5 separate regions of the Mus musculus genome follow, and regions 1, 2, 3 and 5 are each linked to region 4. Evidence: chromatin loops called from intact Hi-C (ENCODE). Cell type or tissue: heart. All regions are shown on one strand. Each heading gives the region's core, and the rest is flanking DNA. Links, peaks and the distances in the headings are about the cores only. Region 1 holds the start of Zc3h10 (zinc finger CCCH type containing 10). Region 2 has its middle 11 kb from the start of Esyt1. Region 3 holds the start of Esyt1 (extended synaptotagmin-like protein 1). Region 4 holds the start of Nabp2 (nucleic acid binding protein 2). Region 5 holds the start of Cs (citrate synthase).

Region 1 (5,924 bases), core at 644-4,643, 140 kb after region 4:
GTAAGTCACCATAGGAGTAGTGGTGTGGCTCATTGTGATTCCTGCTAAGGGCTGGGCCATGGACACAGCCACAGGAGCCACAGGAGCCACAGACACAGCTACAGGGGCCATGGAAACAGGTGGGGGTGCCATCCCCTGGGCGATGGTCTGAGCCAGAGCGGCTGACAGCGGCGTGATCTCGGGGTTCAGGTGTGGAGGTGGGGGCGGCGGAGCGGCAGGAGGTGCAGCATTAGTCGGGGGAGCAGCCGGTGCCCCTGTGGGAGCAACAAGTTCTTGCTGGGACACAGGCCGAGGCTGTAGAGCCTGGCTGCTCAGAGTGGTATGAGTCTGGGCGATGCCATGGTTAAAAGTGGCCACTGTGCCCACAGTGGGGGCCAGGGTCTGCTCAGTCGCGGGGGCAGTGGAGCTCAGAGTCATCACCTTGGCCTGATTCCGGAACTGGGCATTCTGCTCCAGAAGTACCTCATTGGTGGCCAGCAGGTTGCTGACCTGCTTCTTCAGCTCCTCCACGCGTTTCCTGAGCAGGGCGTTCTCCTCCTCCAGCAGTCTGCACTCAACCCCACGGAGCGGAGCCAAGTTACATTCGTAGGACTCGAAATGGGGGCCGTCAGGAGGGCAGCAGCCACCTCTCCGGCGCTTAGGGCCTGGTTCGTGGTCCTCAAAGCCCCTTTCCGGAAGGTCGTAGATGTCATAGAGATCATGACGGCGTCCTGGGGGAGCAGAGCCTGTGGAGCCTCCACCTCCAGTGCCTCCTCCACCGCGAGCATCAAACTCAAAATCCCTTTGCAGGTGACGAAACTTGCACTTGGCTCCTCTCTGACAGTCACCTTTGAGGAAGTCGCGGCAGATGGGGACCTCCTCCTTACCATTGGGTAGGTCGGCGGGTGAGAGACCCAGCCCAGCGGCCACTTTCTGCCTCAGCCGGGGAGGCAGCTCTCCTGTCTTCTTATAGCCATCCTCATCCTCCTTGGAGCCGTGGATGAAACGACAGTTGGGGCGGCTACACTCCTTGTTTTGGAAGTCATGGCAGAAGATAAATTCATTTTTGCTTACCCCCAAATTGGATACCTCACTCATGTCTGGGTGGCGGTATCGACATCGCTTGCCTCGTTTGCAGACGTTCCTCAGGAAGTCTCTACAGATGGCATCTGAGGTGGCTCCCCCGCTGCCTGTCCCTGCCCCACTGGCCTCCTCACTGCCACCACCTCCAGGGCCTCCACCGCTGCTGCCAGTGCCGTTGGCATAGCTGTCCCGGTCAGGCATCCTGGTCCCCCCCAAGTCAGGGTCTTCTTCCTTTTCTTGCCACTCTTGGCGACTGTTAAAAAAGAGAACTGTGTCAGAAAGGGGTCCTCCGGAAAGCTCCCTCTCTCCTGACCATACAGTGGGCAGGCTTCTGGGGCAATGGCTTTGGGAGATGGAGAATCCAAGGAGAATTCTAGCTAGCCCGGCTGACTTGCCAGAAGTCCCGCCCAGGCCCTTATGCACCTGGTCTTGTTTGGAGTGATTCACACTTGCCTGGCTAACACAGGAGGGAGAGAGCTGGGATGAAGCCACTTCATCTTACTAATGATGCTCAGCCAAGGAGGGGGAGGGAAGGGGAGAGTGTTAGATTTTTACCTTCTCTCATTTAAGTTGTGAGGGAGAAACTAAAACAGGTGTTGGTGTGTGAACAGACTGACACTGGAAAGAGTGCTCTAACACGGGCTGCTTAGCTTTGAGAACTCATGGAAGAAGGAACACCAGAAACAGAACTTCCCTTAATCCCTCTTCTACGTAAACTCAGCTCAAGTCTCCATGTATTTTAGAAATCCCTGGTTAAACAAAACAAAACAAAACAAAACTGGTGTCACTAGCTACAGGGTAACCCTGAAACCTGTCCATCTCCCAGTGTGTTCCACACACAAACACCCTCATTTCATGGAAAGACGTTCTGAGCTGAACTTTCTACTTTTAGATCCCCAGGACGAACTGTTCGAAGGACAAGGTGGAAAGGAGTTACTTTCATAGGAACGGTGACCTTTCTTTCCCCATTCCCCACCCCACTCCATGAAAATCCCACTGATATCAAACCATAGCACTCCTTACCCCATAAAAATCCTCTTTATTTATAGACTCTATAAAAGCTTTTTAAGTCTCCTGTTTCTCAAGAGAGCTCTGGAATGTCAGTCCACTGCCCTAATTCTAGCCCTCCCTTCTCTCTAACCCTGGGAGTCTAAGACTGGGAGTCCCTGCTACCACGTGTCTAATCTTTTAAATGTTCCCTGAGTAGGACTCAGGCTCCCCCTACTGTTCAAATAAGAGAAGTTCCTAGTTTCCGTTTGGGAATAAAGATACCTTTCTTGATTTCCCGTTTCCTTGACTTCCTTGACTTTGCTAGAATAACTAACCAGATTAGAAGTCAGAGATGCACAGGAATACACAAGATGGGAAAAGGAGCCCCAGAATATAAGAAACAACTGGTAAGAAACAAGCCCTTAAAAGATCATAAATGACGATCAGGTGAAGACTAAATGCCTTCAAAGCCTGACCAATGTTTCAAGTCCCACTAGAAGCAGATAACTGGATATGATAGCCTTCCTCACCCCAATATCCCAGAATTAATACCTGAGGTAGCTCAGGTGAAGTCCGGGGCTCCCGTGAGTCTCCACCTCCACATCACTGCTGGGTTCTGAACAAGAAACAAAAAAACAAAAAACGGAGATTTGAGTAGAACAAGGGAAAAACGTGAAAGGGATATGATGTGGTTTTCATACACTGGAATGAATTCTGACAAAAAGCTAAGAGCTTTGTGGCTTTTAGGCTCCCTTAAGAGGTCAAAGTGAACGTCACCTATCACAAGGAGAAGTCCCTATTAAGAAGGATAAGGGCTAGAACCGACCAATAAAAATTGGGAAGCTGAACTAAAAAACAAAACAGTTCCTGGTGAGGAAGGTTAGCGGAGCTTTACCTCAAGATGAGAAGGATATGGGGTTCAGAATCCGATCTAGGGTTGGAGTTCGGAACGCCAGCCAAACCTGAAAGCTGGACAAGGGCAACAACTGACTAGTGTCAGTGGGAAGGCGAGACTAGACTCGGGGGCGGTGATTACGACCATCCCCCAACACCCTAGAGTTCACGAAAAGTCCTACGAGTTTCCCTGGAAGTCTTCTGGCTTGGCCGGCTCCGCGATGCGGTGCCAGCACTCAGCGGTGGACCAGGTGACTGGGACACTGAGGAAGTGAAAGGGGAGGGGGGCTCGGGGTGACATCAGGCGGAGGGATGGGCAGGGCTGTGACGTCACGGGGCTGGCGTTTGCTTGGGAAGCGAGGTCAGTGAGAAAAGGGGCTCTGTCCTGGGTAACGAGGAAGAGCCAGGTCGGTTCCGGGGGGTTTGGGGGAGGCTCGTGTGGCCGGGCAGAACCCAGTCGCTGGGCCATCCCCGACTCCTCCCCTCCGGGCGCGGCCTCCACCTAAGTCTCCCGCCTCCCTCACCTGCCGCCGCCGCCGTAGTTGCTGCTGCCGCCTGCCGGTCCTCTAGCTTCGACAAAGAGCCGCCCACCCTACGGTTCTTCCGCTTCCTGCGGAAGAAAGAGACGCTCTAGCTACCAGACCCGGAAACACACTCTATGGTCCAACTTGCGTGCTAGTAGGCGCAGGAAGCTCCCAACAAGCCTTGCGCATCACCATGGTAACAGGACTCCGCCGGACCCGGAACTCCGCTCAGCGTCAGGTTCTACGCAGTGGTACCCCCAAAACGTAGGAGTGGCGCTGTGAACGCACCAACTCTGTAACTTAACCTCGGGCGCACACTCAACCGGCTCCAGCCAGATCAAACACCCAAACTATGTCGCCTATACAGAAACACACTCGAGTCCCCACCCCAAGGAACCGCAAAAAAACACGTAACAGCAGTTTGATTCTTCAGCTGACTGCAAGAGGGTTTATTGTACACGAGCTACACTTGGCCACAAGAGAACAGAGCTAGTCCAGAGTGCCGGGGGTCCAGGGCAGAGGGACTGTTTTGGTTGTAAGAAAGGCGGTCATTTCTCCAGGCGATCGCGGCGAGGTGACGTTCCAGGTCTACTGAGACTCATTACCGATGGCAGCACACAGTCCGATAGCTTGTCCCGGCCCTCAGCATCCCTCACTTCTGCTCCTGCAGGCGTCGTAGGTGCACGGGCTGGCTTACTTGGACCTCTGCCTCATCTTTCTTCTCTTGCGCTTCAGCCTGGAATGGAAGGCACACAAACCTGAGTTTTTTTTTTTTCCTTTGCACATCTATCAATACGTACACTTAGTGCACGAGTACAAGAGACGATGAGATTAACAAGCACCAGCTCTGCTGTACTGGGCGGCGACTCCTGCTTCCTTCCCGCCAGATATTTTCTTCCAACCAAATATCCCACACCGAGCTTGCCCCCACTGCCCCAAGGTAGTCTTGAAAAATTAAACGTACCTGCGCATTCTCTTCTTCCGCCACTAAAAAAACCCGATCATGTGAGGAGACAAAAAAGAATGTTAGAGACAGGCTTGTGCAAGGCCATGAAACTGCTCAGAACACAGGGCTTGACAAAGGACACCGGTTCAGTTTTAGAGCCGAATCCCTCATTTTCCCACCCCATCTTTTCTTCAGCAAGAATTTTAAGCCTCTCCCTGACTGCGAACACCCGAGGCAAACCGTCTGGAAGCCCGCAGAGGAACCATGGCGGGGACTAGGTGCCCGATTCACCACCTAAGAGCCGCTCACCTTCGCTCTCATGGCGCAGGAGTCTCTAGAGAGAAAGAGGGAAAAATGCCGTTAGCCCGCTGTGATGATAGTGAATGTGGAGGTCGGATGTTAACGGATTGCACTGGAAACCCGAACGCCAGAAAACCCCGCGACTAACCAAGGAAGATGGCGCTAAGACCGAGAGGGCGGAGAGGGAGGCCTACTGCTATTTAATGGCGTGCTCGGTGTCGTCACTTCCGAGCCGGCCCGTGTGTCGTCCCTTAGGGCGGGGCTGCTCGAGACAGCGACTTCCGGCTGCCTTACTAGAGTGCGTGTTATCAAGCCCCACCTTTCCGTCTATTTTAAGGATATTGTATTATTTCAACACCAGCACCTGTTTCCAGTATGGGACTGAGAAAAAATAGGCGGGGAAAAAAAAAAAAAAACCACTCCGTCTTCTCCCTCGTTGCTTCATGGGAGTTGTAGTTTCTTGGTAAACACTTCCATTTACTACTATTAATAGGTGTGGCTTGTAGTAAAAATTACTAGTTTTGCCCTGGCTTGATGACGCACGCCTTTATTACCAACTCCTGGGAGGCAGATGGATCTTTTTTTTTTTTTAAGTAAAAAAAAAAAAATGTCTTTAATCAGAAAGGATTTCTATTTCCTCACCACAAATACATTAAAGTAAAAAAAAAAAAAAAAAAAAAAAAAACACACACACACACACATAAAACATACATTTATACAAATTGGGAATCAGGGAAAAGTAGCAGAGCCTGGGTTAGGGCTGAGGATCCAGAGCAACTGGGGGATAGCTAATCATCTGTGGCTCTGGGTGTCCTTTAGTCATCTGTCTGTGGTAGGCAAGACAGGCGGACAAAGGATGCAACTCCAGTCTGATGGCAGTGTTACTGGCAAACTGTGGCAACGAGGCTCCTCGCCAGGCAATTTCTTCAGATCACCAGAGACGACAGGAGACAGTAGAGTTGGTGGGACCGGAGTGCCCGGGGCAGAATGGGTGAAGGGCTGTCCTCCTTTCTGGAGGACAAGGATGACACCAATGCTGGCTCCAGTGCCTATGGGGCTGTGGCCAGATGGAGCCTTGGGAACTGAGGGGAGGGTTACAAATTGGAGTGCTATGAATCCAAGTGAGGTTCATAGCTGGCCATCCTGTGAGATGCCAAGGATGCTTTGGTTTCAAAACTAAATGTCCCAGCTGTGTTTGGCCCATCTTC
Region 2 (5,924 bases), core at 1,047-5,046, 130 kb after region 4:
AAAAAAAAAAAAAAAAAAAAAGCATAGGTCAGGGTAAGAATCCTGGTTGGGGTTGGTAATTTTGTAACATTGTTTTGGTTACATTTTCCTTGGGTGTTTAAGAACATATAAGTGGCCACAAAATGAACACATTTTGTTCTTCTTGTGGCCAGTTGGGGTCCTCAGGTGCTACTTGTAAGAATTTGGGGAAGAGTCTGTTGTTTCCTTTAGTTCTTTTTCCTACCAGTTGTGGGATCTGTTGAAACAGTTTAGGGTCTTGCTGGCTGAAGGGAGCAGCCCCAAGACTGGCAAACATGGCTCTGTCAGGTCTCCCCCTTCCTCCCTTCCCTTTGCCTTGCTAAACTGTTAAGATTACATTCCTAAAGCTAGCCCCCAAGGTACATTCCCTTATTTGGCCACAGACACATTCCTGAGACAAAACACCAAGGTCCAGTTACCAAAGCATTAAGTCCAGTAGTGAGAAACCCCCTTGCTACCCATATCAACACTTCTGATCAAAATTAACCAACTCACCCAACATGAGGTTCTTTCTCCCTTTCCCTTTCTGAACTGCCATTTGCCTACGGGCCATGTCTGTCTCCTCTCCATCCAGAGACAGTCCTTTGTCCTTTGTCCCTCTGGGGCAAATAAATCTCCTTTGTAGATGGTCTAGTCGGCCATCATTGAGAAGAGCGGCCCCTTGGTCTTGCAAACTTTATATGCCCCAGTACAGGGGAATGCCAGGGCCAAGAAGTGGGGGTGGGTAGGTAGGGGAGCAGGGCAGGGTGAGGGTACAGGGAACTTTCAGGATAGCATTTGAAATGTAAGTAAAGAAAATATCTAATAAAAAAAAGATAACATATTTTACAAAATAAAAAATAAATCTCCTTTGTGTTGAGAACTTGGTCTTGGGTGTTTCTGGTTCCTGTCCTTTCACTGACCACATGGCTTCCCTTGAAGACAGTAGGACATTCCCTCTGTGGTGATCCTCCTCTCTGCAGAACATATGCTGGTTGGAGCCCCAACTCTGATGGGTCCATGACTTCTCTGATCAAACTGACAGGGAAGAGTGAGTGGAGTGCTTGCCTGGTGAACTGACTTGTTTTATGTCAAACCTGCCCCAAATTAGAGTCATCAGAGGATGGAGCCTCAATTGAGAAAATGCCACTATAAGACCCAGTTGCAGGACATTTTCTTACTTAGTGATCAGTGGGGGAGGGTCTAGCCCATTGTGAGTAGAGCTATCCTCGGGATTGTGGTCCTGAATTCAATAAGAAAGCAGGCTGAGCAAACCAGTAAGCAGCATCCCTCCATGGCCTCTGCATCAGCTCCAACCTCCAGGTTCCTGCCCTGTTTGAGTTCCTGCCCTGACTTCCTTCAGTGATAGACTACAGTGTAGAAACGTAACCCAAATAAACCCTTTCCCCAACTTGCTTTTGGGTCATGGTACTTTGTCACATTAATAGAAACCCAAACTAAGACCCCTGCGTACCCAAAGCCGTGGGTCCCATCCCCAGCACCACATAAAACCAGGTGCGGTGGTGGCATACACCTGTAATCTCAGTCAGTACTCAAGAGGTAGGGGTGGGAGGATTAGAAACTCAAGGTCAGTTTGGGTTACCTGATGACAAGTGTCTGTGAGCTGCCTGACCTTTCCAGAGTTATCCATCATCTCCTGGTCCTCCAAGACCTAATAGACCCAGGGCCAAAGTCCTGGCTGAGCTGAGGGAGAGAGACGGTGGACTGCAGGGGGTGGGGGTGGGGGTTAAAGCAATTTTGAGGAAACACAGCTCCAAGCCAGATAAAAATCACCAGCTTGTGCTGTTTGAATGAGAATGGCCCTATAAGCTCATGGATTTGAATGCTTAGTCACCAGGGAGTGGCACTGCTTGAAAAGGATTAAGAAGTGTGGCCTTGTTAGAGGAAGTGTGCCACTGAAGATGCACTTGGAAAGTGCTAAAGTCCATGCCAAGCCTACACAGAAGGATGTAGCTCTTAGCTATTTATCCAGCACCAGCCTCAAGGGCTGCCAACCCTCCATGATATGACGGGCTAAACTTTTTTTAAAAAGATTTTATTTATTTATTACATATATGTCTATATGTTAGTACACTGTAGCTGTCTTCAGACACACCAGAAGAGGGCATTAGATCCCATTACAGATGGTTGTGAGCCACCATGTGGTTGCTGGGATTTGAACTCAGGACCTTTGGAAGAGCGGTCAGTGCTCTTAACAGCTGAGCCATCTCTCCAGCCCAGGCTAAACTTTCTAAAACTGTAAGCAAGCTTCCCGTTAAATGCTTTCTTTTATAGGAACTACCTTGGTCATTATGTCTCTTCACAGCAATAGGACAGTAACTAAGACGCACAGCTACAAACCTAATCTCTCTCTTCTAACCAACCCTACTTCCCCTGCTAAGCAGAAAAACACAAGACTCAAAATCTATTCTGCATCAAAGAGTAATATTAAGTTTTACTTCCCTTTCTCTGCTGCCCCAGGCCTGGCAGGATCTAGACTTCCTGAGCACAATTCTCTCTTTTACCCAGGCTCTCCACATTCACACATGTGAGCAAGTAGAAACAGAAGAGGATGGGTGATCTGCTTGCTGGGACTACCATCACTGCAATGTGAGGAACTTCCTTAGTTGAAGGACTCCCCACACACCAAAACTTGTACCACACCTCAGTAAAAGAAAAGGCTCTTGTTGAATAGACCAGCTGAGCTCCGGAGGTACATGCATTTCTAACTTTTTCTTCCTCGACCCACCACATCATGAGACCTTCACATAGACATTATTATATGGTGCACAGAACATTTTTCAGGCCGGTTTTGTCACAGATCGGATTCAGGAGCCACGGGGTGCTGTGCCTTAACCGCACAAACAGGGTGGGGCCCCATCTGTTGTCAATTTTGTGCCTTAAGCGCCACCTGGTGGTGATAAACTGTAATAGGCCGCGTCTCATGACCAAGGCTTGAACTGAGTACCTACACTTCCTGGTTGTGTGTATAAACTTCGGCGGGAAGCACGGGGTTGGAGGTGGTATTTGATCTCAGCACACTCTGGAAGACGGAAGAGGAAACAGGATTTGATGAACCTTTCTTCTGTACTCCTTTTCAAAGGTTTGATGAAGCGTTCTTCTGTGCTCATTTTTAAAAGCTACTGTCAGTCGGATAGTGCTGCTGCCCTGGATGACTCTATATAGGTTTATTACAGTCAAGAATCAAGTCTGCCATGGCCTGGAGAGATGGTTCAGCGGTTAAGCGCACTGACTGCTCTTCCAGAGATGCTGAGTTCAATTCCCAGCAACTGCGTGGTGGCTCACAACCATCTGCAATGGGGTCTGATACCCTCTGTCTGTTGTGTCTGAAGAGAGCAATGTGGGGCTGGAGAGATGGCTCAGCAGTTAAGCGCACTGACTGCTCTTCCAGAGGTCCTGAGTTCAACTCCCAGCAACCACATGGTGGCTCACAACCACCTGTAATGGGATCTGGTGTCCTCTTCTGGTGTGTCTGAAGACAGAGACAGTATCTTCATTCACTCACATACATAAAATAAATAAAGTTTTTAAAAAGAGAGAGAGAGCAATGGTGTACTTATATACATAAAATAAATAAATAATTAAAAAAAGAAGAATCAGCCTGCCTAATTGAATGTTGGCCCCATTGCTTATTAATTGCAGAAACCTAGCAGAATGTACTTGTATGTATATGTATATATATATATATATATATATATATATATATATATATATATATATATGCCTGGTACCTGAGGAGGCTGGGAGAAGGTATCATTCCCCTGGAACTGGAGTTAAAGTTGTGAGCATCTGTTCCAGATTCAGTCTTTATGTGATCTAGACTTTCTTGTACCCCAAGGCGCCTTGGAACCTGCTATGTAACTGAGGCTGTTTTGAATTCCTGATCCTCTGGCTTCAGCCTTTCAAGTGCAGGAATTACAGGTGTGAACCACCACACTCAACCATGGTTTTAAAAGTAAGTGTGCATGCGGTGTGTGCTTGTCCACGAGTGTGCATGTGCATAGCTAGAATAACAGGTGATTGTGAGCTGCTGACTTGGGTGTGCAGAGAACCAAACTCAGGTCCTTTGAGTGGACAGTTGTGGGAAGCCACATGTGCCGTTGCAGAGTGGCACTGACTACTGCTGGCCACCATGCATAAGTTTGGACAAACAACCAATGTGTACATATGCAGTAAAGTTTTTTGCAAAGACACTCCCTGGCCCGGGCATGATAATGAGGCTTTGAGAGTATGACCAATCAGATGTGAGACATGCAAATGAGGTATGATAATGAGGCTCTGTGAGGTACAGAGAGTAGCCAATCAGATGAGGAACATGCAAATGAGGCGTAGTGCATAACCAATCTGGGTGTGAGACACGCCTCTCCTAGGCCTATATAAGCAGCACCAGTTCTGGGCTTGGGGTCTCTTCGCCTCTGCAATCAAGCTCTCCCAATAAACGTGTGCAGAAGGATCCTGTTGCAGCATAGTTCTTGCTGGTCGAGTCCAAGGAGCGCAAGAGACAGTGTTACTAACTCCTCTGGGGGAGACACACATTCTAAAGTTCCAAAGACAAACCAAGGTACAAGACAGTGTTACTAACTCCTCTGGGGGAGACACACATTCTAAAGTTCCAAAGACAAACCAAGGTACAAGTCCACCAAAAGTTCACCGGGGAACCAGTAGACTCTTAGGCTTACTTACAGAGCAGCGAGTGAGAGTTACAAACAGGAGCACAGGTGACCTTAAAGCAGCCACCCTGGAAGGTCTGAACCCAGGAGGGATGATGGCTTCTCCAGATGCATAGAGAAGGTCCCTTCCCCTCAGCCTTTCCCACTTATATCCTCTAGCCCCTCCCCCAAGAACCATGAGTCCAAGGCAATTAGGGCAGAATTGCATGCCATTGGTTGGCAGGACTGGCTGGATACTCAGGTGAGGGTCCCATGACCTTCCTGCCTTCTAAGAGGGAAGGAAATGGTCAGGAGGCCCAGCTGTGATGAGCTTCTGTGAGTAGGCCCTGGGAGAATGCTTGAAGATGGTGGTAGTTTGGTTCCTGTACAAGAACAGCAGGCACTCATTGTCAGGACAAATGGGCTCACTGAGATGCCTGTTAACATAGCAAAGGGGACTCAGACCACCAGTCTCCCTCAGGACTACTTTTTTTTCTTTTTTCTTTTTTTTTTTTTTTTTTGAGACAGGGTTTCTCTGTGTAGCCCTGGCTGTCCTGGAACTCACTCTGTAGACCAGGCTGGCCTCGAACTCAGAAATTCACCTGCCTCTGCCTCCCAAGGACTTCTGTTACAGGGTCCTCCTGGCTGGGCTGGTATACCCTGACACCTACCTCAAACTCTCCAGCCCAGAGGCTGGCCTGCTCTTCCCCCCAGCTTCTCCGATTCTTATATAATGCCATTTTGGCTACGCATGTCTCTATCACTTGCCCCTTGTCTGTTTTTTGTTTGTTTGTTTGTTTGTTTTTTGAGACAGGGTCTTATATAGCCCCAGCTGGCCTCAAACTTGTTCAGTTGCCAAAACTGGACTTGAACTCTTATTTATTCATTTATTAATTTGACACAGGTCCATATAGCCCTCACTGTTCTGAAGCTGTAGACCAGGCTGCCTGCCTCTGCCTCCCTAGTGTGTGTCACTGCTCCCATCCTTGAACTATTTTCTTATTTTTTTTAGTTTTTTTGTTTTTTCAAGACAGGGTTTCTCTGTGTAGCCCTGGCTGTCCTGGAACTCACTCTGTAGACCAGGCTGGCCCTCGAACTCAGAAATCTGCCTGCCTCTGACTCCCAAGTGCTGGGATTAAAGACACGTGCCACCACTGCCTGGCTGGCAAAATTCTTTTCCTTCCTTTTCAATGCTGGATTTTGAGCTCAGAACCTCACATATGATAGTCAAGTGGCCTACTATTGATCTTTACTTTA
Region 3 (5,924 bases), core at 642-4,641, 120 kb after region 4:
TGCATGTATGTCTGTGTGAAAGTATCAGATCCCTTGGATCTCGCAGTGTGAGCTGCCATGAGGGTGCTGAACCCAGGACCTCCGGAAGAGTAGAGTCAGTGAGTGCCCTTAACCAGCGATCCATCTTTCTACCTCTCCCCCACATGCACGCTTTTTTTGTTTTAATGACTTATATGCATTGGTGTCTTGCCTACATGTATGTCTGTATGAAGGTGTCAGATCCCTTGATTCTAGAGTTACAGGCAATGTGAGTTGCCATGTGGGTGCTAGGAATTGAACCCAGGTCCTCTGGAAGAGTAGTCATTGCTTTTAACCACTGAGCCATCTCTCTACACCCCCCCCCCTTTTTTTTTTAAAGAAAGTTTGAGTTTATTAAGAGACAGTTTTAGCTGGCTACGGGGACACGAACATATATTGCCAACACTTGGAAGGTAAATGCAAGAGGGCAGGGAGTTCAAAACCAGTCTGGGCTATATGAGACTATGAGTTAAACAAAGGGGGAAAAAAGTTGTTTTTCTGTTTGTTTGTAGATAGGGTTTCAATATGTAGCCCTGGCTGACCAGGAACTCACTATAAAGACCAAGATGTCCTCCAGTTCACAAAAATCCACCTGCTTCTGCCTCCCAAGTGCTAGGATTAAAGGCGTGTCACCACGCCCAGTAAGAAAAAAGTTTCAACACAGATCCAAGCATACAATCCCGGGGGTGGGAGAATTCTTTCCTTAGAACTTGGGGACACTGAGGCTTCTTTAATAAGGGGAGTGGGTAGGATGTGGGGCCACATAGAGATGCTTCAGCTAGCTCAGAGATGCGAAATGGCAGCTTCTGGGGCCAAGGAGGGGGAGGGGGAGGAGTCTTGAAGAGAAGGGTACATTCTTTCAGGAGGAGATCCTGTCAAATCAGAACTCCGGGGAATCCTGGGATGAAGAAGTCCTAGTTCCTTTGTCCAGCCTTCCCTGCTCCCCTGGGACCGGGCGTGGGCTCCAGTATAAGAAGGTGAAGAAGAAACCAAACCCTGATAACCTAGAGACTGGCAGGAAGTCTTAGGCCTGGTGCGCTGGTGCGCTAGTGCCTGCGCAAGCCTCCGCACTCTCTCCCTCATTCCTTTCCTCCCTAGCTCCTTTCTCTTTCTTCCTGAGTGGGAAAGGACACCTGTGCTGTACACGGAGGTAGGGAGGTGTTGGGTTAATTCCAAGGATAAAGAGTAGCAATAACAGTTGCTACTTAGGGCACATGAAACCGTTTCTTCTTCTTTTCTCTCCAGGGAATGGCAAGTGTGACTGGTGTCTGCCTCTCTCTACCTGTCACCTCTAAGTGAGAAGAGTAGGGAGGGTACCCCAAAGGGGTTGGTAACCCGCTCAGCTTAGCAAGGTCAGAGGGAGGCATCTTTTCAGCCCAGGAGACAGGGTATAGTAATGAGGGCCTGGGTCGGCTGAGCAAACGAGCGAGCGAAGGCTGCTCACAGTCCGGAAAAGGGTGGGGCCGCCCTGGGTACGAGTAAAAAGGAGCAGCGGGAACTACAGCTGCCGCACTACCCTCTTCCCAGAACCTCCTCCTCCCTTAGCCCAGCAGCCCGGCTGGCTTGAGGCTGGAAGGCGACCGCGATAGGTCATTTCCAGGTGCTGGGACTCAGCGGAACAATGCTTGCAGGGCTGGGTCTCAGCGGGTACCTAGAGACAAGGCAGGAAACGGAAAACCCTAATGCCCTGAAGTAGATAAAAAGCCTTGAAAGCGCTAGCAAAGGCGGGGGAACCTCTGAGCCATCGCGGGGTGGGGGGTGGAGGGATCCCCAGAGGCAGCGCGGCAAAGGCGCGAGTGGCACCAGAAGTCAGGAGGAGCGAGCATTCTACACGCTTGGCTGGGAGCGGCAGCTCAGATGTACTGCTGTAGTCCGAGGAGACGGAGGAAGAAGTCCCGATTCCGTGGAAGGATCCGCTCTGCGGCAAGGGTGGGCGGGGAGAGTGGGTGGCCGCGTCCAGGAGTGGTGCGTCCCAGCACACAAGCGCTAACGGGACGATGCAAAGTCTGGGGGCCCGCTGTCCTAGGTGGGGGAGCTGACTTTGTAGGGTGGGAGAGCCCCAAGTTGAGGGGCTAGGAAGAGCTATACTGCACCAAGGGCTGAAGTGGTAACTCACCCAGGCAGGTAGTTCCCGGTGGCTCATATAAAGCGTCTCTGCGGTGATCCGCTCCTCGTCATCCAGCAGCTGCCTCGCTGCCCTCAGGCTCCGTTCTTTCCCATCGCGGACCCGGCGCCAGCCCAAGTACAGGGCGAGGCCGAAAAGCACGAAACCTACGCTAAGACCCGCTGCCCCTGCCAGGTACACCGGCACCAGCACCAACAAGCGGCGCCCGAAGGAAGTCAGCACCGCCAGGGCCTCGCTCGCCGCACCTGGGCCGGCAGGTGGGACCCCGGAGCCCCCGTCCCGCGTGGAGTCCGTGGCAGGGGGCTGCCCTGACGGCTCGGGGCTGGCGCCCTCTTCAGGGGAGTGCTCCATGGGGCAGCTTCTGGGAGTGCCCGCCCGAGCAGCTGCAGGCAGCTCAGTGTCTGGTCCAGCTCCCCCCCAGTAATATATGGTGCTCCCCCCGGGACCTCAAGCCCCGCCCCGCCCCTGCCTGTTGGGGCAGCGCCGCGTAGACTTGGGAAGCTAGAGAGGACTTGGGATGGCAGGGCCTCCGTGATTGGACCAGAGGGTCAAGATGGGAGGGTTGGATGGCGGGAAAAGGGGGGGAAAGAAACCAAAAGACAGTATTTGACTGGTCACGGAGAGAACGGGGCGTAGCGTCCCACTTAAGAGGCGGGAGCAGCTGCTCCTCCCACGTGGGATTGGAGCGCCTGTGGAGTTACGTCATGCAGAGCCGCTACTCTAATTACTGAGTTCAGAGTGAGCTAGAGTTGAGGGTGTATCTCTCCACACGTTCAAATGGTTTGGCAGGGTTTGGTCTGAATCTTAAATATTCTTTGTCAACTTTCCCAGCGTTTGATACTCAGAGAACGTTCGTTTTTGCCTCTAAGAATATTCTTTGAGTTTTTACTGGCTGCCCTTGCGAAACGTTAGGGAAATTAGACCGATTTAGAACGAAAGTCTAGGATGACCGACCCTGTCTAGCGGCCCTGTCTGTGCTGTCCTCAGTCCCCCTATCTTGTCCGTGAAAAGGAACAAGTCAGCGACAGCTGGGGCGTGATGAACATTAGAGTTCTAATACTCCAGTCTTGAAGAAGTGGGGTGAGGGGAGGAGATCGGTAGATAAGTGAGATTTTGTTTCTTTTTAGAATCCAGAGTTAGTCATCTCTATCATAGAGGGCCGATTAAGATTATAGTCAGGGAGGGGCGGTGTTCAACGGCAGCAGTAATTATTACATTTTGCAATAGTTTCCTGATGCTGACCAAAATCAGGTCGGGGAGGAAAAGGTCTGTTTGACTTACACTTCCATATCATAGTCCATCATTGAAGGGAGTCCAGGCAGGAACTGAAACCGGGCTGGAACCTGGAGGCAAGAGCTGATGCAGAGGCCATGGGGGGCGGGGGACGGGGTGCTGCTCACTGGCTTGCTAAACCGGCTTTCTTTCTTTCTTTCTTTCTTTCTTTCTTTCTTTAAGATTTATTTATTATATGTAAGTACACTGTAGCTGTCTTCAGACACCCCAGAAGAGGGAGTCAGATCTTGTTACGGATGGTTGTGAGCCACCATGTGGTTGCTGGGATTTGAACTCCGGACCTTCGGAAGAGCAGTCGGGTGCTCTTACCCACTGAGCCATCTCACCAGCCCCCGGCTTTCTTATAGAACCTAGGACCAGCAGCCCAGGGATGGCCCCCGCCAACCATGGGCTGGGCCCTTCCCTATCAATTAAGGAAATGTTCTACATAGAGGTTTGCCTACAGATCTTATGGAGGCTTCGTCTCAATCAACGTTCCTTCCTCTCAGACGACCCTAGACTATGTCAAGTTGATATAAAACTAGCCAGCACCCTTGGGAACATCTAGGACACTAAAATGAAGAATTCTGACAGACGGGATGGTACATAGCTGTAATCCCAGCATTTTGGAGGCTAAGGCAGCCTGAGATAAATAGCAGAAACAAAATAAAACAAAACAAAAGGAGGCAGGGGTTGGGGGATACAGAAAGGAGGGGAGGAGGAAGGAACAGGCTAGGAAGACAGCTCTGTTTATATAGCCCAAGCATGACGACCTAAATTCATTCCCCAGCAACCACAAGCAAAAGGCCTTTGCTCCACAAGCTTAGTGACCTGAGTTTAGATCTCTGCCATCCCGTCTGTAAAATCCAGATATGGTAGCTCACTGCTAGCAAGACACACACTCTCTCTCTTTCTCTCTCTCTGTCTCTCTCTCTGTCTCTCTCTGTCTCTCTGTCTCTCTGTCTCTCTCTCTCTCTCTCTCTCTCTCTCTCAAAAGATTAAGTGGGGCTGGAGAGATGCTTCAGTGGTTAAGAGCACTGACTGCTCTTCCGAAGGTCCTGAGTTCAATTTCCAGCAACCACATGGTGGCTCACAACCACCTGTAATGGGATCCGATGCCCTCTTCTTCTATGTCTGAAGACAGTGACAGTGTACTCACATACATTAAACAAACAAACAAATAAATAAATCTATCTTACAAAAAAATTATAATAGAAGATTAAGTGGAGAGCTATAGAAATGGCTCAGTGGGTGAAGGCACTTGCCACCAAGCCTGAAGACCTAAGTTCAATGCCCCAGACATACATGGTGGAAGTGGAAAGCCAACTCCTGAGAGTTGTCAGGTTGTCCTCTGATCCACCCATGTTCCCTGTGATACACACAGCTTTTAAAAATATTATTTATTATTATTCATACGAGTACACTGTAGTTGTCTTCAGACACACACCAAAAGAATGCATCAGATCCCATTACAGATGGTTGTGAGCCACCATGTGATTGTTGGGAATTGAACTCAGGATCTCTGGAAGAGCAGCAGTCAGTGCTCTTAACCGCCGAGTCATCTCTCCAGCCCAATACATGCAACTTTAAAAGATGATTTCACTATGTAGACCAGTCTGGCTCTGTACTTAAGGAAATCCAACTACCTCTGCCTCCAAAGTGCTTACATTAAAATAAATGTATAAACAATCAAAAAAATAAAATAAATGTATAAACCATCAAACTTGGCCTTTTTAAATTTTTAAGTTAATATTTTATGTGGGTATGAGTGTAGGTCAGAGAATAACTTTCTGGAGTTGTTTTTTTTTTACATGGAGTGTGTGTGTGTGTGTGTGTGTGTGTGTGTGTGTGTGTAGCTCAGAGGACAACCTTCAGGACTTGGTTCCTCCACCTTAGGCTCTAAAGTGACCTGAACTCAGGTCCTCAGGCTTTGCACAGAAAATACTTTGACCAGCTGATCTTCTGATAACCCTATAAAAGAGTTGTGGATGTCTGTGTGTGGATATGTGTATAGGTGTGCAGGTGCCTAAGGAGGCTAATATCAGATGCCTCTGGAGCTGGAGTTGTGATCTACAATAATATTTGGTGTTGTGAACTAAATTCTGGGCCTCTGGAAGAGTAGTATATGCTCCTCTCTGGGCTTTTTTTTTTTTTTTAAGAAAGGCTTTCATATCCCAGACTGGTCTCAAACTCAAATGAGCTAAGGCTGATCTTCAACTTCCTCCTGCCTCAGCACTTGTAATGTTGAAATTATAGCCATGTGATACCATGTCTGATTCCTGATATAGACATTCTAATAAAGAGTGTAAATACTGTAGGACTGGAAAGATGGTTCAGTGGTTAAGAACATTGGCTGTTCTTGCAGAGGGCCCAGGCTCAGGTCCTAGCTGTGGCTGTTTTGATAGGAATGACTTCAATAGGCTCATACATTTGCATGCATGGTCATTAGAGAGCGAGGGGGATTCGGTGGTGTGCCTTGTTGGAGGAAGTGTAACTTGGGGTGGACTTT
Region 4 (5,732 bases), core at 1-4,000:
AAGATCAGTCTGTACAACATGGTGTGAATGTGTATCAAAAGAAAAGGGAGAAAGGAAAAGAAAGAAAAACATAAGAAAAAGAAAAGAAATTAAAAAGAAAAATACAGGGGCTAGAGAGATGGCTCACTGGTAACAGCATTGGCTGCTCTTCCAGAGGTCCTGAGTTCAGTTCCCAGCAACCACATGGTGGCTCACAACCATCTGTAATGGGATCCAATTCCCTTTTCCGGTGTGTCTGAAGAGAGCGACAGTGTATGCTCCCCCCCCATACATAAAATAAATAAATAAATCTTAAAAAAAGAAAAATATAATACAGATTATGCCACATAGCTTAGGAATCAAGTAGTCCACACAATCGAGGTATGTGTGTATGTGTGTGTGTGTACCTACTTCTCAGAATGTATTCCCATCACTTAGTGATTTATATTACAAAGAATTTACAATGATACTTTAAGTGTGGTCCATGTGATCCTGTTTGGCACACCTGGAGAAACTACTCTACTCTCCTTTGTTTCTTGACTGGACAGGAGAGAGTAGCTCAGGTCTTCAAGTCTCTTCGCCACTGAGACTTGCAGAAGGTGTAGGAAATGAAGGAGAACTGGGTGGAGGGGGAACATCCTGAGAGAGGAGACACTTGGAAAAGGGATGAGGAAAACACATCTTTCCTGGCTGGGCAGAATGGGGGACTTGAAGGGGCCAGTGGAAGGAAAGAAATGGATTCCTACCTGGAGAGGCAGCAGGGGGTCCCGTGGTCGCTTGTGGGGCAGTAGGGCTGTTGTCATTGTTCTGCACCTGCAGGCACAGATGAGATATACTCAGACCCTCCTCAACATCGTGCTGCCAGGCCTGGTCTGCCATCTTCTCTAACGCCAGGCCCAGAGACTCACCGATTTGTTGGGCGCCTGCTGCGTGTTATACTCTGGATTGGGCTCACTGAAATTAGGGACTTCGGAATAAACCATACAGAATCTGCAAAGAAAGGAGCAGAAGCCTTGGACCTGTCCAGCCAGGAGATGTGGACGGCACAGTCTGTGTTGCTTCCTTGTAAACCCTAACTTATCCACTTTGGGTTCCTGGCGCTTATCTCAACTGCTGAGACAACTTACTCTCCAATCTTCTGCAGATCGCCCCCACGGCCAGTGTACAGTGTCAGACAACCTTTGAACACTGAAGCATACCTGTGGGGTGAAGCAGGATTCGGTCTTCAGAAAAGTTGTAGGGACTTTTAACTACACCCTACCGCTGTTGCCACTAGGAGCCCTGCCTTACCCTTTGGTGAGTCGGATAATGTCCCCAGGTTGGATCAGGTTGCCCACATCGTCCCATACTGAGATGTTGATGCTGCCCGTTTTGTCTGCCACTTTACAGGTCCGAACCTCGTGTCCGTCCTTTGTCTTGGTCACCCGGCCTTTAAGGGAAGAAAGATATGAGAATGGAAATGAAGTCATACAGATAGTGGTGATGGTGAGAGTCCGGGTATTGGCTGAGTTAGGTAAAGGAACAGAAGCAAAGCCCACGTCCCTCCTTGATGGCGGGTTATGCGTGGGTGGGTGTATGGGGCGGTAGTGGAGATCCAGCACCATGGAGAGAGCCCCGAGTGGGATAAAGGCCCGCGTGGCATCAGGCCATTTAGTTTTACCTATTTTATACCTGTCAGCAGCTCCCTCTGCCAGCGCTCTAAGTGATTAGAATGAGCATGGAGGGGGAGCCTTCTCCTTGTCCAGGCAAGTTAAGAATGCAAGCGGTGGTCCCGTGTGCTCCCACTCTCCATGCTCCTCCCCCTTTGCTCCCACGAGTCCACTGCGCATGCATAGCCACCTGTCTCCAGTACAATGAAGATAAGATTCAGATTCTTGAGCCCGGGCTTGATATCCTTCACGAAGGTCTCGGTCGTCATGCTTCCCGAGCCGTGGCACCCCGCTGGAAGCGGAAATGGGAGAGGAAGGTTCAAGGCTCAGAGCCTTTGCCCCCATGCTCCCGCTCGGCCTACCCACCACAGCAGGCTGGAATCTGGCAGCCTCGGTCCCCCTCTAACCCTTCTGGGGGGTTAGAAACGAACTTCCCTGGGGGCCTCGTACTTCAAGATCAGAACTTATAGATCTCTGGGTAAGATGCTTAGGGGCTGGTAGGCCCTATGTCAGGATGCTTTCAGTCTCACGCTCCGAAGCCGGGAGGCTGAAGGAGACTCGGAGGGAACCCGATGCAGCTCCAGGAAACAGAATCTCACTCGGCAGATCTTCCTGAACCCGCATCCCCACAACCCAGAACTCGGTCCATCCCCTCCCCCACTCGCAGCCCACCACCCACCCAGCCAGCAGGCCGGACTGTGCACACCGCCGAGCCACCCGCAGGGGGAGCCAGGGGGCTGGCTGCCGCCGGATGCTGCGGAGAGGAACGCCGGAGCGCTTACATTCCCGGAAACGTCCCCTGACCTCCTCCAGCCAATAAGGTCCGATCTGCCTCCCAAAGCGCCCCACCTTCGGCCACCACCCATCCAATCAGGCTCCGAGATTCACTTGCCGCGAAGGGGGCAGTTTTAGGTTTTAAAGGAACCTTGCAGTGTATTAGTTCCGTAGAGGGAAAGATGGATGGACCACCAGGGGGCGCCCCAGATACCAATCCTCCCTTCCTCCCAAAGAATGCACTTTGGGCTCTTAAACATTTCATTTTCTCTTCAACTAGTGTCACAGTGGAAAAAAGGTCCAAGGGCGATGGAATGCAGCAGGAAAACGTTTTAGTTCCAGTCTGTTTCTTTGCTTGTTTTCTCGGCAATTCTTTTTTTTTTTTTTGCGGGGGGCGGAGGGAAGGAGTTTGAGACAGGGTTTCTCTGTGTAGCCCTGGCTGTCCTGGAACTCACTCTGTAGACCAGCCTGGCCTCCAACTTAAAAATCCACCTGCCTCTGCCTCCCAAGTACTGGGATAAAGGCGTGCGCCACCACTGCCCATTTTACACATGAAAATGGAAAGTTAGTTAAAAGCCAGTACCTTGGACATGGCAGGAGCTTACACATCATCTTTAATGTACCGAACGGTTCGGCTCAGGGCTCTGGGACAAGCAGCATTTTCGCCATAGAAAGATAATACGCAGATTCACTCTCCTTTGAAAGACGTTGAACCCGGAACATAAAAAGCAAGCCTCAAGCCAGGTGGACACTGGGGAGGCAAGAGGTAGGCGGATCTCTTGAGTTTAAGGCCAGCCTATCCTACATAGTGAATTCCAGGACAGCCAGGGCAACAAAGAGAAACCCTGACTAGGGGAGAGGGAGGGGAGGGAAGCAAGTTTGACTTGGTTCACAAAGGCACATCCGATTCCTGTTTCCTTATTTTATTGTATCTCAGAGACACCTAGAAGCTTAAGTTTCCTCTGGTACTCGTCATATTGTCTTCAAAGGAAGCAGCTAGCTCTGTATTCTCACGAATAAGCTAGTTACATATGTACTAATGTGAATTGCCCTTTAAAAAAGAGAGTATCTACAACAAATACTATTTGACACCAGATTAGCCTAAGAGGTAATGTAATTGCATTCCTTGTCTTGCTTCCCCGCTTACCTAACACAGAGCGCTTTAAACTCCACCACGACTCTCCTCGGGTTCTCTCCCACCCATTTCCCCTAACCACAGTGTTGCAGCCTTAGGAAATCAAATCCATTAATGTTTCGGGCGGTCTGAGTTTTTGAAGAGCCATCAGGAATACTACAAGAGTGTGTGGCTGGGAGGTGGACGACCCCTGCAGCACCCTAGATCAAAGCTTTGCGGTGAGACACTCCCTCCCTCTCCATCCTGCGGCCTCCTAAGTTAACAGCAGCATCCATCCCCATGACTGTGAGTCACAGGTCGGGAGGCTCCGGGATGCTGACCACAGCTCTGGAAACTGAAGGGCTGGGAGGACAGCAGGCCACGCTGCAGACCAGCTGCCCCGCGGCGACCTCGTCCCAGCGCTGCACCAGGTCTGGCACCCGAGCCGTGCACCACCCAGCACCAAGTAACTCTGCAAGGCGGGACACCCAGGGTCGCCCCGGAGCTTCACACCTGAAGCACATAGAGCCCTCCCTCCCAAAAGGCTACACTGTCCGTCCTAAGAACTTCCGGCCCAGAGCGGAGGCCCAGCTAGCCCCCGCCTCTCATAGGCCGCTCGCAAGGAGCATCCAGGCGCCGCCGAGTTAAATAGAGAGGCGGGGCTTGGTGACGAGCTTCCGCCCCGTTGCGTAGCAGCAGTGGGCGTGGCTAAGGGCTAACCCGAGACAGCGAGGAGTGGTCGGAACCTTCTTCCCCATCCTTACCTTCCCCTTCCCCTACGGGGAAAGGCTGAGACCGGGCACACAGTGTGCTACGCGGCCGCCGTGTCCTCAGCTGCAGCCAGGCCCCGCGTCCGGAGAAACCAGGCTGCGTTCCGGGTGGTGCGTAATGCGCCTGGGCGAGCTTCTAACCCTGGGGGGTTGGGGGGGAGAGGGGGCGAGGTCCCTGTGGATTGGTGCCTGGGTCCGAAGTGCTGGGGGTAGGGAGGAAGGGTGGAGAGGAGGAGGAAAATGGAGGAAGGGAGCTCAGCTGGGAGGAGTCGGGAGGTGAGCTAGCTGGGGGCTCTGGAGCTTTGGAAGATCCTCTGGAGTAGGGAGAGCCTCGGGAAGTGCGGGAGTGGCCTTGGGCCAGCCTGAGGACCCGGGAGGAGCTGATTGCTGGGGCTGAGGGACAACATGGAGTTTAAATGGCAATGATTGACAGGCCTGGAGGCGAAGGGAACGTTCTGGGGGCTAGCCTTGGCAGGGACCGCGGAACCCAAACCTCCGCCCTCCAAGCGCCATAGCTTGGCTTCTTTCCCATGCCTTGTCTTTGGCAGCCTTGTCTTTCTCTTTTATTCCTTCGCCGCTTCTCTCCCCTCCCGCCTCTCCGTGGAGGACTCTTACATTCCTTACATCTTTGACCCTGAATGATTTGCAGCCCCGCTCTCTGATACGCACGATCCATCCACTCGTTTAATACACTGGAAAGCCCACCCCAGTCCAGGAGGCAGGGCATTTGTGGGGTAGAGAGTGAGGGGGGGTGGGAGTAGGGGCAGGAGAAAGACCTGAAAAAGCAGGATGAGGGTGTTTTGGATTGGTACACTAACTTCATTTCATGAAACTTCATTTCAACTGGTAGCAAATGTGATGGTTACCAAGGCCACTGTTCTTGGGAGATTGACCTATGAGAATCTTGGCAGCTACTTCTTATACAGTAGTTTTAACTACTGTAGCAGGATGGGTGGCTACTAGTGTTCCCCCAAGAAAGAGTGGGATTGGATAGTGCCAAGGGAGGGTGAGGGGTGCATTTGTTATGCAGTGTCTTCAGTAAACCTTGTGGCAGGGCCTACTTCCCAGTGATTGAAAAGAAGGAACAAGCATTTTCAAGCATTTCCTCTGGTTCTCACTGTGAGTTTATTTTGCCATTCTGTTGCAACAAGTAATACAGCAGTCTTACACGTGCACTCAGAGTTTATCTCATTTGATTTGCAGGACAATAGGTTAGAAAATGCAAGTGTCATATCTGTTTGACAGTTGGCTACACGGCTTGTTTGAAGCTGTCCTGTCAGTGGATGGCAGAGCTAGGACTGGAATCCAAGCCCACCCTCCTTCCCCCTCTCTCCTGATTCAATGCTTGTCTTACAACTCCTGGTCTGTTTTCCTAAGGGTTAATTTTCCCATTACAGGAGGCTTTTTGGTTTCTGTGTTTGGAATTTCTTGTCCCTAGGAGACCAA
Region 5 (5,924 bases), core at 969-4,968, 73 kb before region 4:
ATTTTACAGCCGCTCAGTGCTAAAGAACTTACCTAGCACACGCAAGGCTCTGAATTCCATTCTCAATAATGGAAAGAAAACACTGAAATAGATGTTATTCCTTTGATGGATTTTATTTCTCTTTCTTATTTTGTGTCAGGATCTCACCATGTAGTCCTAGCTGACTGAACCAGATCTCATTATTGCTGGGTTTTGACTTGTTGGTTGGTTGGTTTTTTTTGAGACAGGGTTTCTCTGTGTAGCTCTGGCTGTCCTGGAACTCACTCTGTAGATCAGATTGGCCTGTGTGTCACCACACCCAGCTTTGGTTTTGGCTTTTTTTTTTTTTTTAAGATTTTTATTTATTTATTTTATGTATGTGAACACACTGTAGCTATACAGATGGTTGTGAGCCTTCATGTGGTTGTTGGGAATTGAATTTTTAGAACCTTTGCTTGCTCTGATTGGCCCCACTCTCTGGCCCAAAGATTTATTTATGATTATAAGTACACTGTAGCTGACTTCAGATGCACCAGAAGAGGGTGTCAGATCTCATTACAGGTGGTTGTGAGCCACCATGTGGTTGCTGGGAATTGAACTCAGGACCTTCAGAAGACCAGTCAGTGCTCTTACCAGCTGAGCCAACTTGGCTGCCCTGGCTTTGACTTTTGAGATAGGGTCTTGCTTAGTACCTCTGGCTGACTTCCCACAATCCTCCTGCTTCAGCTGCACTGCTAGTTACAAGCATGTACCCCCACACCCAGAGATAAATTATTCTTTGTTTTATTTCTACTTTAAAAATGTTTTAAAGTTAGTTTATTTTTTTATGTGTATTGGTATTTTGCTTACATATATGTCTTTGTAAAGGTGCCATATCTCCTGGAACTGAAGTTAGAGACAGTTGTAAGGTGCCATGTGGATGCTAGGAATTGAACCCAGGTCCTTTGGAAAAACAGCTAGTGCTGAGACATCTCTTCAGCCCCCCACCCCCACCCCTTTTTGTGACACAGGGTTTCTCTGGCTGTCCTAGAACTTGCTTGGTTTACAAGGCTGGTCTTGAATTCAGAGATTGACATGCCCCTGCCTCAAGAATACTGAGATTCAAAGCATTTTCCATACCTGGTCTCATTATTCTATTTTATAGATAAAGAAGCAAGTTCAGAGAGGTTAAGTGGTCTTGCTAGTCAACAAGGAACCGAGAATCCATCTATGATCATCTTAGCCAGTGATCTGTCTGCTACACCTCACTTTAGGAAGTACAGTCTGCATGTATTCTCTAGTAGTTGTATAAAGTAGTATTTCTAAGATGTGTTTGCAAACCCCCCTGGGAGCTTGGATGTGCGAGTGCAGGGTTCTAACAATCACCAGTGTAGAAGCATTGCGTCCTCTGGTCCCCTTTTCCAGACTGTTTCTCATCAGACTCCCATTTTGAGGGTTAGGAAAGAGGATAGTCAGGGCTGAATTGTCTAAAAGAAGCAGCCTGATTTAGAGCTGGGTGCAGTAGTACATGCCTGTTGCCTGAGTTTTTCGAAAGGATGAGGCAGAAGGATTGCTTGAGTTTAGGAATTTGAAGTCAGCCTGGGCAATAGTTTAAGACCCTGTTTCTTCAAAATATTTTAGGGTTGAGGTTGTAGTTCACGTGTTTAATGCTCTCCTAGTATTCATGAGCTCTGCTATCTTGTTCACCAAAGTCATTTCAGCTGCTACACCGTTCTCTCTCTCTCTCTCCCTCTCTCTCTCTCTGTCTCTGTCTCTGTCTCTCTCTTCCTTATCTGTATATGTTCTAGGGTGGGTGTCTCCAGTTCCTTACGTCAGTTATGGATGTGCAAAGGTTTTACAGATGGGCGAAACTGCATAGTTCTTATCTTTTAAAGTACCTTTATAGCAACACATTGTGCTGATGTCTCCAGGAGACTGCAGACAGTGATTCCCGGGTGTGGTTCAGTGGAACGACATTTGCCCAGTATGCAGGGTGCCTTGGATTCCTGGTAGCTAGGGAGTAGATGGTAAAGCTTGGCAGAGCTTGACGTGAGCTCTGGAATGAGGTTGTGAATTCTAGCTAGGCCAGCTATGAGCAATGGCCCTTGGCCGGACATTTTATCTGAGTTGCCTTCTCTTTAAAGGTACTATTACCTACATATTATAGAGTTGCAAGGATTAATTAAGGTGACTCATGCACTATAGTTAGATAGTGACTTGAAACAGTAAGCACTGCATTGTAGCTTTGTTCAGCTAAGCGTGGCAGTGTGTGTGTGCCTGGGATCCAGGAGGATCACAAGTTCTCCACCAACTTAAGCAATTTAGCGAGATTTTTTTTTTGCCTCAAAATAAATTTAATTTTTCTTTTAGATAGGATCTCTTTATATACTCCAGGCCATCCTTGAACTTACTGTGTAGCCAAAGATGACCTTGAACTCCAGAGTTTCCTGCTTCCACCTCCCAAATGTTGGGGTTATAGATACATGTGCCATTCCTGGTTCCTCACCATTTTTAAAAACAGGGCTTTGATGTAGCTCATGGCTTAGCATATGTGAGACTCATGTAACCATATACACGTTCCTGTACACACACACACATACAGAGAGAGAGAGAGAGAGAGAGAGAGAGAGAGAGAGAGAGAGAGAGAGAGAGAGAGAGAGCAAACTACTGTCTACTGTCTACTGAAGTTTGTTTACCTATAGGAGATAATGTTAAGACGATTCTAGAGCCCGAATTCTCCCACTTGATCTTGACCACCAGGGGGCACCGTTGTCCCTGAGCATTTTGAATCTTCCCAAGGTCACAATTATGTCAAGTCTTTTCTGTGGCCCCTTCCTGTTCTCATGCAGGTATATTTGGACCTAGAGTTTTCTTAGCTGTTATATTCATGCCAGTCTTAACTTTCCCACCTATGTTCAGAAAGAAACTGTAGGGCTAGGGGTGTGGTTTGATGTTTGAGTATTAGTAATAGCATGTTACAAACCGCATTCACTCCCAGCAATGAGGGACAGACTGATACAGACTCAGCTTTTGGGCGAAACCACTTAACCCCCTTCATCTCTGGGCTTTCACATTGATTTTATAACAATGGACATCAGGATTAAATAACTTCAAATAAATAAAAATTGGACGTTAAAGTACAGAATCCTATCAAGGGGCTTAAAAAGGATGGCATTCTCTCTGTAGTTATTAAAACTCCAGTTACCATTATGGCCACCCAATAATTGTCCCTTCAGCAGCCTCACCTGATGGGGACAGCCTCTGGTTACTTACGGCACTGGAGTTCAGGCCTCTGATCTGCTAGCTAGTCTCTGTGGATAATTAACTATGGGGGAAGGAACCAGGTCAGACTATTCTGGGGTTATGAGGAAACCCCATGTGAGATGCTAAATTGGGAGCCAATATTGATCAGTGAAGCTTTGAAGTCCCCGGGGAGGTGGTCTAAGGTTATTGCTTCTCAAGAGGCGCAGCTTCTCTTGATAAAGTTCTCTCATAAGAACTACCTGACTTCCAAGCTAGAACAACACTACTGGGCAGATATGAATATGTATATGAGAAAACTTGAGGAAATAGGGGTTTTCTTTCTCTTTTCCAAGTCTAAGCCACAAACTACATCCTCTATAAACAAGGACTATCTGAACTTGGCTTACATGGATACTGAGACCTCTGCACTTTGTTACTGTCATGTGGTGAGATAAAAGGATTGTACATTTGAGGCTTGGTGGTTACAGATAAGGTGCTCTGATCATTGGGTCAGCTTCTCTCCACCCTTAGGCCAATTTCACAGTAGGCACAGGAAAGTACAGAAGTTCTGAGGTGTTCTACCCCGGGGCATTTAAGAGTGATGTGTAAGATCATTAAATCCTTGTGTCATTCACTGCAATGTTTTCTGAGGGAGAAATAAGAGAGAGAGCCAAGTAGGATAAACGTCCTCGAGTCCTTTGGAAATACTGTGAATGATGGGACGAAAAGAGAGTGTCTAACACCTGATCTTGAGTGGAGAGTTGCAGCTCCTGATCCTGTGTCTGAGGTGGGCTGGCTCTATGGGGTTTTATGATATGGGGTTTTATGAAGAATGTCAGAATCATAAGGCCCAGGACCCAAAGACTGAAAGGTTCCTTCATATTAAGGGGGCTTTTGTAAGACTTAGACTCCATATAGTTCACAAACATCACTAAACATTCAGGCTTCTGGTTTTGCTCTTCTCCACATAACGGGGTCAGTATCTGTAATTTCAAGATTTCTTCTGTTCACAAATGACCATCAAGCAACTAACTCTGGCATCATAGCGGGCTTTCTGCGTGATGTCACCTCCACGGCCATGAAGTCATTAACCAAAGACATTCTTTAAGAAAGCATGCCAAGCAGGTAGAGGAAGTGCAATGGTCAGTTGCAGTGTTCAGTGACCTTCAAACGTCGCGTGCTGGAGCTTTATCTTCAGCATTCTCCGGAGAACCCGAAATGTGTTAAGGGCAAAGGGAAAAGCCAAAGAAGGAAGTTAACTGAGTTCTCAGGCACATCCTTAGACACCTACAATCCCTTTCCCACCCACTCCTAATTAGCCTAATCCGTACGGTCCAATCCTCCCCGCGATAACATCTGTCAAAGGCTCAGATCCCGCCCCTCTTCCATTTTGGGCCAATGGTCGAGGCCGGGGTGGGTCGCCGGAGGGGGGCGGGCTCAAGTTTCGGGCAGAGGGCGGGGCCTCGCCGAGGACCCTGGGCTGGGCGCCTGTGCCGGTTTGTCTACCCTTCCCCTCAGCCGCCTCCTTTCAACCTTGTCCGCCGGTTGGCGCGGTCTCCATCACAGCGGCGACCGCTCCTGTTGCAGCTGTAGCTCTCTCCCTTCGGTCCCTTCCCGCCAGGTCCCGGAGTTTCGCCCGCCATGGCTCTACTCACTGCAGCAACCCGGCTCTTGGGAGCCAAGGTGAGCTTAAAGGAGGGAGCGCGCCGTGGCGCGCGGGGTGGGGCTGAGGCGACCGCAGGGCCTCCGGCACCGGCTCTCCCTCCCACACCGGAGCGCAGCCCTCCGCGCCTTAAAGGGGCCCGACCCTGGCGAGCCGCCAACCCTTCCCAGAGCTCCTAGGCCATGTGCTGCGTGCCCTTCCGGCTAAGGTGAACGCTGCCGGCCCCGGCCTGCAGCCCCCGGCGGCCGGGAGGCCCGCCTTCTGTCATATCAAGTATCCAAGGTGCAAGCGAGGGATGCAGGGCCCTGGCTGCAAGGCCAGAGAGCAAAGATGTGGCGTGGTCCCCCGAATTAGGGAGAGAACTGTTGGAGGAGGAGTGGGGGATGTATAAATATGCTCACTTGGTCACTGGGGCTAATTTGGGCTCTGCTTTGTAGGGTGAGTCCTGTCAGGACCTGTTTCTTTCCTCACTGTAATTGAAGCCTGTAAGTGACCCCGCCGTTTTAGTTTTGTTAGGGGACTAGAGCCCCCCAGCTCCTCTTTGTCCTTGGGACTCCTGCACTTAATGTATATAGGAGGAGCTTGAATAGGGTGGGGCATTTCTGTTAAACCTGCTGATTATGTATCACATCAGGCTCTAGGTAGAACCAGAAAGGTTGTTCCTCCAAGCTACAGGCCAATAAATGAAGACAGGCGTGAGGTAGTAACACCAAGGTCACATGACTCAATTCTACTACCTACCAGGAGTACTTCCCCTTATTCCCTGGCGGCCCTTTAATTTGATGGTTTGCCTTTTGAATTCTGAAGTTCAAGTCCAAGTAGGGATAACTCTTAATTTCACGTTATCACTACTTTTTTGCTCAGCATAACTTGGGCCTTTAAACAGAGACCCAGCTATGCTGAGGGAATTTCAGCTCTAACCCAAGTGGGGACAGTCCCACAAATGACCTTGGCTTCTGTTTTAGTTTTAAAGGAACTAATAGGTTTTTCTCATCAGTAGATAGTTTGAAGCAAAGTACACCTGGAGGAAAGAAAAGACTTAGAATGGTATTAACTTTCT

Evidence for each region. Peaks named below come from ENCODE experiments on the same cell type or tissue, not always from the same donor. Only the 100,000 strongest peaks of a DNase experiment are listed, where the experiment ranks them.
Region 1: it touches region 4 in a loop (3.0-fold over the local background); 6 of 42 quality-filtered maps call a loop at or near these places.
Region 2: it touches region 4 in a loop (5-fold over the local background); 6 of 42 quality-filtered maps call a loop at or near these places.
Region 3: a loop joins it to region 4, with 2.2 times the contacts of the local background. A loop is called at or near these places in 3 of 42 quality-filtered maps.
Region 5: it touches region 4 in a loop (3-fold over the local background); 4 of 42 quality-filtered maps call a loop at or near these places.

Annotation. Positions count from the first base shown.
Region 1 is chr10:128,544,224-128,550,147 of GRCm38, forward strand. It overlaps Zc3h10 (zinc finger CCCH type containing 10), which reads right to left and starts at 3,523. Exons shown (of 3, transcript NM_134003.2): 1 at 3,471-3,523; 2 at 2,605-2,668; 3 at 1-1,315. The coding sequence starts at 1,263. It overlaps Rpl41 (ribosomal protein L41), which reads right to left and starts at 4,945. Exons shown (of 4, transcript NM_018860.4): 1 at 4,865-4,945; 2 at 4,726-4,750; 3 at 4,435-4,457; 4 at 3,887-4,206. The coding sequence starts at 4,737. The coding sequence ends at 4,164. It also overlaps the pseudogene Gm9176. In heart, for the core only: CTCF peaks have their summits at 2,290 (motif pointing left), 2,489 and 3,525; DNase peaks (open chromatin) are centred at 748, 1,338, 3,578 and 4,358; H3K4me3 peaks cover 2,881 bases; H3K27ac peaks cover 2,643 bases.
Region 2 is chr10:128,533,548-128,539,471 of GRCm38, forward strand. No RefSeq gene overlaps it. Among named protein-coding and RNA genes, the nearest start is that of Esyt1, 11 kb to the left of the region's middle. In heart, for the core only: a CTCF peak has its summit at 2,916 (motif pointing left); a DNase peak (open chromatin) is centred at 2,904; H3K4me3 peaks cover 801 bases; H3K27ac peaks cover 999 bases.
Region 3 is chr10:128,523,330-128,529,253 of GRCm38, forward strand. It overlaps Esyt1 (extended synaptotagmin-like protein 1), which reads right to left and starts at 2,530. Exons shown (of 31, transcript NM_011843.2): 1 at 2,135-2,530. The coding sequence starts at 2,494. In heart, for the core only: a CTCF peak has its summit at 2,475 (motif pointing left); DNase peaks (open chromatin) are centred at 942, 1,542, 1,752, 2,682 and 1 weaker place; H3K4me3 peaks cover 2,961 bases; H3K27ac peaks cover 2,452 bases.
Region 4 is chr10:128,407,429-128,413,160 of GRCm38, forward strand. It overlaps Nabp2 (nucleic acid binding protein 2), which reads right to left and starts at 2,422. Exons shown (of 7, transcript NM_027257.2): 1 at 2,308-2,422; 2 at 1,819-1,920; 3 at 1,270-1,408; 4 at 1,107-1,178; 5 at 888-969; 6 at 726-792. The coding sequence starts at 1,897. It overlaps Rnf41 (ring finger protein 41), which reads left to right and starts at 4,188. Exons shown (of 7, transcript NM_001164237.1): 1 at 4,188-4,397. In heart, for the core only: CTCF peaks have their summits at 2,369 (motif pointing right) and 2,569 (motif pointing right); DNase peaks (open chromatin) are centred at 1,763 and 2,473; H3K4me3 peaks cover 3,043 bases; H3K27ac peaks cover 2,777 bases.
Region 5 is chr10:128,333,076-128,338,999 of GRCm38, forward strand. Cs (citrate synthase) reads left to right here and starts at 4,652. Exons shown (of 11, transcript NM_026444.4): 1 at 4,652-4,884. The coding sequence starts at 4,843. Gm51822 (a long non-coding RNA gene) reads right to left here. Exons shown (of 2, transcript XR_003949053.1): 2 at 4,064-5,924. In heart, for the core only: a CTCF peak has its summit at 2,722 (motif pointing right); a DNase peak (open chromatin) is centred at 4,596; H3K4me3 peaks cover 1,729 bases; H3K27ac peaks cover 2,161 bases.